Linked DNA regions of Homo sapiens: region 1 is linked to region 2. Evidence: read pairs that join two places in POLR2A ChIA-PET (ENCODE). Cell type or tissue: MCF 10A. All regions are shown on one strand. Region 1 has its middle 120 kb from the start of MIR302CHG. Region 2 overlaps ANK2 (ankyrin 2).

The links. ChIA-PET counts read pairs that join two places held together with the same protein. Peaks named below come from ENCODE experiments on the same cell type or tissue, not always from the same donor. Only the 100,000 strongest peaks of a DNase experiment are listed, where the experiment ranks them.
Region 1: POLR2A ChIA-PET joins it to region 2 with 5 read pairs; 2 of 35 experiments call an interaction of 5 or more read pairs at or near these places.

Annotation. Positions count from the first base shown.
Region 1 is chr4:112,768,879-112,773,878 of GRCh38, reverse strand. It overlaps a transcript of ANK2 not described here. Among named protein-coding and RNA genes, the nearest start is that of MIR302CHG, 120 kb to the right of the region's middle. In MCF 10A, no CTCF peak of the experiment used is centred here; no DNase peak of the experiment used is centred here.
Region 2 is chr4:113,157,533-113,162,532 of GRCh38, reverse strand. All of the region lies in intron 1 of ANK2 (ankyrin 2), which reads right to left. Among named protein-coding and RNA genes, the nearest start is that of MIR8082, 7.8 kb to the right of the region's middle. In MCF 10A, no CTCF peak of the experiment used is centred here; a DNase peak (open chromatin) is centred at 2,202.

The DNA of each region.
Region 1 (5,000 bases), 390 kb after region 2:
CAGTAAGCCGAGATCTTGCCACTGCACTCCAGCCTAGGCGATACAGCAAGACTCAGTATCAAAAAAATAAATTAATTAAAATAAAATAAAATAAAATAAAATTTACTTAGGTGGATAAAGATTTACTGGATGGATACTGATGGAATGGAAATACATATTGTATCTGTTACCACATAAAGGCTGGGCTAATGAAGCCTAACTGTCTTGGCACAAGTTGAATGCATGAATGTGTCTCTCTATTTCCTCAGAGCAGCAACTCTCAAATCTGACTAATCATGATAATTAATGGGGGAGATTTTCCCCAAAAAAGTGGATTCCCAAATGTTACCTAGGTAAAAACACAGAAAAGTAGTAATAATCTTTTAGGAAAGAGTCTAAGGGTAGGTGGGAAGAGAGAAGTTTTTACTTTTTACTTTGTTTTGTATCTTCAATGCTATGTGAATTTTCCAAACCCATGCGTGTTTTTGGCTTTTTTATGTCAACATGGGTTATCCAGATAAAGGAAACATGGGCCAATTTTGTGTTCTTGTTTATATTTTTCTGTGTTTTTTAAACTAATAATAAGACAGGGTCTCACTCCGTCATCCAGGCTGGAGTTCAGCAGCACGATCACGGCTCACCACAGCCCCAACTTCCCGAGCTCAGGTGATCCTCCCACCTCAGCCACCTCAGTAGCTGGGACTATAGGCATCCACCACCACACCTGGCTAATTTTTGCATTTTTTTAGAGATGGGGTTTTGCCATGTTGCCCAGGCTGGTCTTGAACCCCAGGGCTCAAGTGATCTGCCCACCTCGACCTCCCAAAGTTTTGGGATTTCGGGTATGAGCCACCGCATCCAACCACACTTTAAAAATTAATAAAACTAAATTAAAATACAGATTCTAAGCTCTCATTCTGGAGGTTCTCAGTTGGTACATATGCAATAGGAATCTGTATGTCTTTTCAAAGCTTCCACATAATTCTTGTACAGCCTCAGAACACACGCTCCCCAGTACCGTCACCTCCTACCCTTAAGTGGAGGTGAAAGGATGGAGCACCTCATTAATTTACAAATGTAGCAGAAGAAGAAAGCAACTGCACCAACAGCTAATAAGATGGACTTGAAGGCATAACCTGCTTACAAAACCCATCCTGCTGAGGGTACCAAAGGGACTCAACAGCAAGGGCCTCAACACTCCCCTCTTGAACACACACTTCTTCTCCTAGGTAATGCTATACTAGTTAATGAGGCTATTTGCCTTTAGTACCTTCTTTTCCCTTCAGACTATTTCTTGATATTCATTTAAGTCAGATTTCAGGAGGGTAATCCAGGTGTGGGTTTTTTTTCACATGTGTCCCAGGTGAGTCTCCAGTAAGGAATGGCTGAGTTGGGGCTCACAGGGTTCAGGATATGCTACTCCAAAATAAGGCACTGATATGATTTGGCTGTGTTCCCACTCAAATCTCATCTTGAGTTGTAGTTCCCATAGTTCCCACGTGTTGTGAGAGGGACCTGGTGGAAGATAATTGAATCATGAGGGCGGTTTCTCCCATACTGTTCTCATAGTAGTAAATAAGTCTCACGAGATCTGATGGTTTTATAAAGGGAAACTTATTTCACTTGGTCCTCATTCTCTCTTGTCTGCCACCATGTAAGACACACTTTTTGCCTTCCACCATGATTGTGAGGCCTTCCCAGCCATGAGGAACTGTGATGTGAGTCCATTAAACTTCTTTTTCTTTATAAATTACCCAGTCTCGGGTATGTCTTTATCAGCAGCGTGAAAATGGACTAATATAGACACCTTGGCACATTGAATACCTGAGGCTGAAGGACTCTGAGAAGCAGCATATGCGAGAAGGATTTTCTGACCTTCTCCTGAAGCAGCTCCAAGAGCCCCATCTGAAAGATGCCCACTCTGTACCCAGAGGAAAGGGGCTTCCTTATCTCTGAAGACACAGGACACCAAGAGGAATCTGAACAAACAAGCCTTGTTAAGTTTCCCCAGTTTAGGCCAGGTGCGGTGGCTCACCCCTGTAATCTCAGCACTTTGGGAGGCCAAGGCGGGTGGATCACGAGGTCAGGAGATCGAGACCATCCTGGCTAACGCAGTGAAACTCTGTCTCTACTAAAAATACAAAAAATGAGCCGGGCACGGTGGCGGGCACCTGTAGTCCCAGCTACTCAGGAGGCTGAGGCAAGAGAATGGCGTGAACTCGGGAGGCGGAGCTTGCAGTGAGCTGAGATCACGCCACTGCACTCCGGCCTGGGCGAAAGAGTGAGACTCTGTCTCAAAAAAAAAAAAAGTTTCCCCAGCTTATTCCCATTAGATCATGCCCTTTTGTCCTCCTATTATATTTCTCCATGACCTCCACACCTCATCAAGCTCAGCATAAAAACATTCAGTTCTAATTATTTCTTTTGGTCTTCATTTCCTTATGAACGCTTCCTGTCACAAAAACTTATACTAAATAAATGTGGCCGGGTGTGGTGGCTCACGCCTGTAATCCCAGCACTTTAGGAGGCTGAGGCAGGCAGATCACCTGAGATCGGGGGTTCGAGACCAGCCTGACTAACATGGAGAAACCCCATCTCTACTAAAAATACAAAACAAAAATTAGCCAAGCGTGGTGGCGCATGCCTGTAATCCCAGCTACTAGGGAGTCTGAGGCAGCAGATTCGCTTGAACCCGGGAGGCGAAGGTCGTGGTAAGCCAAGATCGCACCATTGCACTACAGCCTGGGCAACAAGAGTGAAACTCCATCGTGAAAAAAAAATAATAAATAAATAAACGTGTATGCTTTTCTTTTGTTAATCTTTCTTTTGTTACAGGGGCCCCAGCCACAAACTCAAAATGGAAGAAGGAAGAGATTTTTTTCTGCCCCACAGTGCTCCCTGCATTGTCACTACTTCCTGGCAGAATCCCCTGTTCTTCACACCCAAGGTCGAGTTATGGAGGTCTTTGCTATGCTGAGGAGTTAGGACTGTATTCATAAATAAGGTAGTTTTCAAACTGCAGTCGCAAGACTATCAGCATCAGTGTATCACTATGGGGCGGGAAAGTAAGAAATGAAGTTCTTGGCCCCCACCCTCAGTCTACCTAATCATAAAATCTAGGGATGGCCCTCAGAAATCTGTTTTAATGAGCCTGCCAGATGATTATAATGCACTTTTTTTTTTTTTTTGAGAGAGAGAGAGAGTCTTGCTCTGTCACCCAGGCTGGAGTACAATAGCACAATCTCAGTTCACTGCAACCTCTGCCTCCCAAGTTCAAGCGATTCTCTTGCTTCAGCCTCCCAAGTAGCTGGGATTACAGGCACATGCCTCTATGCTCTGATAATTTTTGTATTTTTAGTAGAGACAGGATTTCACCATGTTGGCCAGGCTGGTCTTGAACTCCTGACATCAGGTGATCCACCCTCATCGGCCTCCCAAAGTGCTGGGATTAGAGGCAGGTGCCACCACACTCAGCCTAATGCACATAAATCTGATAACCACTAATGAAATGTAAAGGTAGTGAATGGTGATTTAAAACAAAACAATGAAGGGAAGGCACAGTGGCTCACGCCTGTCCACATTCCCTGGAGCTCCTCACTGTGGCACACCCTGGGAGGGCTTAAACATCTCCGGAGTTGTGGGTCAGGGCTGCCTGAGAAGGGAGAGACCAACTGATGAGGATCTGCAGGGCTCATACAGAAACTAAACCAGTTTTATTGTGATTCGATGTAGAACTTGATAAGGGGAGAGAAGAGAACCCACGAGTGCAAAGGCTATTGTACTAATCCAGGAGAGCTGTATTAGTCAGGGCTCTCCAGATAAACAGAACCAGTGGGACAGGATACATATAAAGAGAAAGAGGAAGAAATTGAGTAAGAAATAATTAGATCGTGTGATTATGAAGGCTGAGAAGCCCCACTATCTGCCATCTGCAAGCTAGAGAGCCAGGAAAGCCAGTGGTATAAATTCCAGTCCAAGCCCAAAGGCCTGAGAACCAGGGGTGCCACTGGGGTAAATCCCAACTTAAGGGCAGAAGACAACTGATGTCCCGGCTCAATCAGGCAGTAGGCAGGAAGCAAAAAGGAAGAAATTCCTCCTTCCTCTGCCTTTTTCCAATCTCAGGATGGATTGGATGATACCTACCCACACTGGGGAGGGCCATCTACTGTACTTAATCCACCAATTTAAGTGCCAATCTCATCCAGAAACTCCCTCACAAACTCAGAAACGATGTTTAACCTGGGCACTCCTTGGCCCAGTCCAGTTGAAGCATAGAATTAACTATCACAAGAGTGATGGTTAAATTCTTCGGAATTATGCAGCATTGATGGGCACTGATGGAAAGGAATGATTCTATTTCTGAGGAAGAATGAAGAAGACATGACCAACTTCATAAAAAGTAAGAAAAACAGAGAAACCAAGGTTGACTCCAAGTCTAACTTCGGTAAGTACAGTAGACCGATTGCATTAATGGCCTCAATTAAATGGGTTCCAGTATGTATACCCTTTAACCTATTATATAATTCTATTTAGTCTTCCCCGACTCTGACTCTGTGCTGGGCAATGTGGTATGTTTTGGCCAGTGTGACACTGGCAAACTTGAAGAAAGCAGCAACTTGAAAAAGTTCTTGAGTCTTTCCAATCTCTTTTAGTTTTCTATGATCACCATGAGCATATTCCACAAGATTGCTTGAAAAAATGCCCAGGCTAGCCTGCTGGAGGGACATGACAAACATATGCATGTACGAGACATATGAAGAAGAAACCAGTTATCCAACCAAGTTCAACTTAACCCAGTCTATAGCCAGCTGTCCCCTAACATGTGAAAGCCCAGTCACGTTCAGCGGAGCCATGTAACCTCATAATGCATAAGTGAAACCAGCTGTCAGTCATAATAAATGATTATTATTATTTTAAGCCAATGAACTTTGGGGGTGATTTGTTAGGCAGTATTATTGTAGCAATAGATAACTGAAATAATAAGAACCCAAATGGTTCTCTTTTGATATACTTTTTGAACA
Region 2 (5,000 bases):
CCCAGGGAATAGCAAGTGCAATGTCATAGGGGCACGAAAGAACACAGTATAGAGAAAACTATAAATTCAGTATAAGGAGTTATAAAGATCATATTGGAAACAGGAAAGAAGTAAAACTCTAAAAGTAAAGTAGGGCCCAGACCATTAATGTTTTGTATGTCCTAATAGGGAGATTGAGTGTTACACCATAAGTAAAAGACAGGAAAAGGCAAGATCAGAATGTCCATTTTAAAATTACCACTCTAGCATGTGATGAGGATAAGCAGTGTCATCAGGGACATGTGAAAACAAAGTATTAGTCATATATAGAAAAAAAAAAGCTGTAAAACTTGGGGGAAATTGACTCTGAAAGTTTATGGAAAAGGAGAAACTAGGGAAAAGTTGGAGACTTCTAGCTTTTGCGTGTAATAAGTGACACTTTCAATAAAGATCAATAATTTAGGGGAACAGAATACCCTAAAATTGGAGAGAAGAACACAGTTTGGTTTTGACCGGATTGAACTTGAAGTGCTGTCACTGTAGAGTAGGGAATTAAAAATGCAAGGCTAAAAAGTCCAAGAGACGGGCATGGACTAAAGATAGAGGCCATAGAGTGACCTCTGGGAGATGGCCCAGTTTTTCTGTAGACACTGGATTTCGCTTCACTCCTTCCCATTTCTCTGCTCATGAATGTCCTAGGAATAAGGAAGGGCCTCTTGTAATGCCCCTGGAAGGGAATAATGCTGACCCATCAACATATTTAATGAAATACCAGGCAGTGAGAATAAAATAAGGAATTGCAGCGCATACATGCACATGCACACACACACACACACACACACACACACACACACACACGAGACTAAAACAAAATTTTGTACAGGAGTTTTCTCATGAGCTCAGAATACTAATATCATGCAGCTGACATTTTCTTATTTTTCCCATAAGACCAGGGCACAACTGAGAGGCCACTTTATCCTCATTGGATGTGACCTGCTGTAACTTTCTAAATTTACCATTGTGCTATGAACTGTAATTGTCAGGAATGTTTGGGCTATTCAATTTGAATTCTATGCAAGGTATAGCACTTACATAATTTTACACTAAAATGTAAAAGATAGCATTGGCTGAAAATGTAGGTGTTTGATTAATTATAGTACATACCACATGGAGTAGAAAAAAGATGAGCAAATCAAGTATTTGTAGCTTGCACTGCCTTTTAAAAAAAACTTAGCTTATATTGCAAAATTCTTCTGTTGGAACTCTGTCAACAAAAATCCACGTAGTTATTACTGTATTTCAAAGAATATCTGAACGTCTTCTGAGGCAGCTTTCAAAACAAATTCTTGATTTGTTGGTGTAAGAGTACTGGCATCAACTCTAGAGCGAATTTTGAAAAGTAAGGAAATTCCTGATTTAAACACAACTAAAAACAAAAGCAAGGTTAGCTAATTCATCTCATGGAACTAAACTTTAGCCCAGATGCCCAAGATCTTCTTTTAAAAGAAAAGTCAGACTTAAGCCAGGCTTAAGGAACAATGAAGAATTCTTTACTAGTTGTCTTTTATTATTTGACTTCTACAGGAATTTGTATTAAGTGGGCCCTGTGAGTCTATTTCCCAGAGGCAAGGATAGCTTCTTCAGAACCCTGCCTTAAATCTACCCTCAAGTTTGACCAAGTCCATTTATTCCGGGGTCCCCAACACCCTGAACATTCAATCGTTTATAAATATGTGTTGACAATGAGTCAGAAGCATAGCACTGTGCTAGATGTTGTGCATGGCTCAAGTGGGGTCCAAATTCATCTGTTTACGTGTCTATATCCCCAGTTGGCCTGGCCCTCCAAGGTAGAAATAGTCCATGACTTATTCATTTTTATTTCCACTGTCCAGCACAGTACCTGACACAGAATAGATGGAGAAGTATTTCTGGAAATATAATATAAGGGAAAAACAATATAAGGGAAGATGTTCAACAGGGTGAAATTGGCCAATAGGAATGTCAAGCAGCATTGGTCGATATGAATTAAACTAGTGAAAATTTGGGGGATCAAGTAAATTTTTTGCAGACTTACTAAATTTTAACACTTGGTTTCAAACCTTGATTAGCAAAATTTATATCTGCTCTTATTAATTCACCTGAAACTCATTGCCTAAGATTACATTTGTTTTTCAAAGTTTCCTTTACCCGCTGGATGTGGTGACTCATGCCTGTAATCCTAGCACTTTGAGAGGCTGAAGCAAGAGGATCACTTGAGCTCCAGGAGTTTGAGACCAGCCTTGACAACATAGTGAGACCCTGTCTCTATTTATTAATTTTTTTAAGTTTCCTTTATAATTCTATCAAATATCCACAATAAAATCAAACAATGCTGAACTCTTTCTAAGGGTTAATGAGTAAAGTGTGTCTGTATCATTACTATCATACAGCTGAAGTCATGGATGACTAATGAATTTAGTAATACACTTGACTAGACAGGCTCTGCAGCTCGACATTCTCTAACTTTAATTAGGTTAACAGATAAATGACAATTATGACATTACTAAATAAATTAAATACAGAAAGAAACTAGATTCTTGCTGATATTAACTACATAGGAACACTAGTACTCTTTTTTTAGAAATAAACTATAGGCCAGGTGCAGTGGCTCACGTCTGAAATTCCAGCACTTTAGGAGGCCGAGGCAGGCAGATCACCTGAGGTCAGGAGTTTGAGACCAGCCTGGCCAACATAGTGAAACCCCATCTCTACTACAAAAATACATATATATATATAAAAATTAGCCGGGCGTGGTGGTGGGTGCCTATAATCCCAGCTACTCAGTAGGCTGAAGCAAGAGATCACTTGAACCCGGGAGGCAAAGTTTACAGTGAGCCGAGATCGTGCCACTGCACTCCAGCCTGGGTGACAGAGCGAGACTCCATCTCAACAAAAAGAAAAAAAAAATAAAGAAATAAGAAACTATAATTTTACTCTTCTCTGTGAGGAAAAAGATTTTATGTGAAGCAATATATAAGCTTTAATTATTGTATAAATTATCCATGAAAGGGCAATTACTGACTACTCAGTATTTTTTAATGTAAAACATGCAGTAATATATTTCAGTATCCCCTGTAATTACAGTAAGATTAATTAACCTTCTAAATAAAAGAGATCATTGGTATGTCAAAATTATTCTGGCCAAGATACGAAGGAGAAAGTTTGTTTTCTTTATAATTACTATGTATATAAAATGTATCTCTCTTCAGTCATAGGGAGTCTATATATTTCATTTTACATATACATTTTTACACAAATATCTACCTGTAATATAATATAAACTAGTGTGTGTGTGTGTGTGTGTGTGTGTGTGTGTGTGTGTGGAAGGAAAGAGAAAGAGAGAGAGAGGAAGTCATATATGCTACTTCCAGAACAAAATTTCAATTTACTTGAAGGTGGAAACCATGCCTTATAATTCTTAGAATACCCAAAACCTAATTCAGTGCCTAAAATATATCAGCCAATAATGATGATTACTATGATAACAGAACCCTGGGGAGGATATTACCTTACCTTTTTTTATGTAAAGCTGACAACAGTTAATATAAATACAAATTACGCTAGCTTTAATTACTCAAAAAATAAACTTCAAAAATCACTTAAAGAAGAGTTAGATTATTGTGGGATATATGAAAAGATAACAGAACTTTTTTTGGCAAAGCAGTAAACTGTACCCAGAAAGATCTTGTTCATTAACCAAATTTAACTTAGTTGAAATGCCAAATTAACACCATAGATACCTCATCTCTAACCCTGACTAAGAACAGGGTAGCAGGCTACCCTTGTCTCAGTAATTAAAGGGCAAGACTGTGAAACTACGAGATGTTAAGAATTTCAAATAAAAGGTGTTTAGGTTGTGCCATTTCTCATTGGCAACCTTCAAAATGGGAGCCCAGCATATAATGTGCAGCGTGGTGAGAACCTGGGTCTACCTTAAAACCCTGTGGCATTCCACCAAGATAGAGTTGCCTTCAGCTGGAGATGCTCCACTTTGATTTGGTTTATTTTTTTTTCACATATGATAATCATAGGATATATTAGTAATTGAGTTTCCTCCACTGATAACATCTTTTTCATAGATATAACTATTAACTTTGTACTAATAATGTAGTCATGACAAAGATTTGGTCTGACCAAAAGCCATCTCTTCTGATCATGGTTTCAAGTAAGAGAATTACTCATATGTGTTTTGATTGGGTTTATACTGATGTTCACTATGTCTTAAGATAAACACTTGCTAAAAGGTGCATTGAGCAAGCAAGGCAATTCTTCATTTTTACATGATTCATATGTATTTATTCAGTTTCAGTGATTCCTCACTGAAATGTTTGAATTTTTTCCTACACAACATGGACTGACATAACATCAAATTAGGATGCTACATGCCATCTAAACTTGCTTTTTCTTTTAAGTCATCTGTCTACTCAAGAGACTCTACAATATACAATTTGCTTTTGTGTATACCCTCTGGCTATTCAACTAGACTGTCAGCTCCTTGAGGGAATGAATGAGACCTTGCACCTTACATATTTTGTTCTCACACCTTTTACCACAATATTAATAGCTAACTTTACTATATTCCAAGCACATTTATAATCTTATTTAATCTTCTTAAGCTTCCCAAATGAGAAAACCAAGGTCTCATAAGGTTAAATGATTCATCTGTATACTTTGGGGTAAGAAGTGGCAGACCCGAAATTGATAACTGGTAAGTCCTACCATAGAGACCACCATTCATTACTACTTCCCCAAGTTCCCCCAAAGGTGCTAAATACCTTTCCACTGTTGACCGACATATAGGAGTGGCTGCTGCTTCCTGCCTGGGATGAAGCTACTGCAGTCACATTCCTGGCTCAACTCTCATGTTCTGATCTCCCTTGATGCTCAATTCCCTTTTTTGGTTAGGGGCAGGGCCCAAAGTTTGAACCATGTGGCATTGCCACCTGTGGAATACCAAGATTTCTTTTCTTTAATGTTGCTAA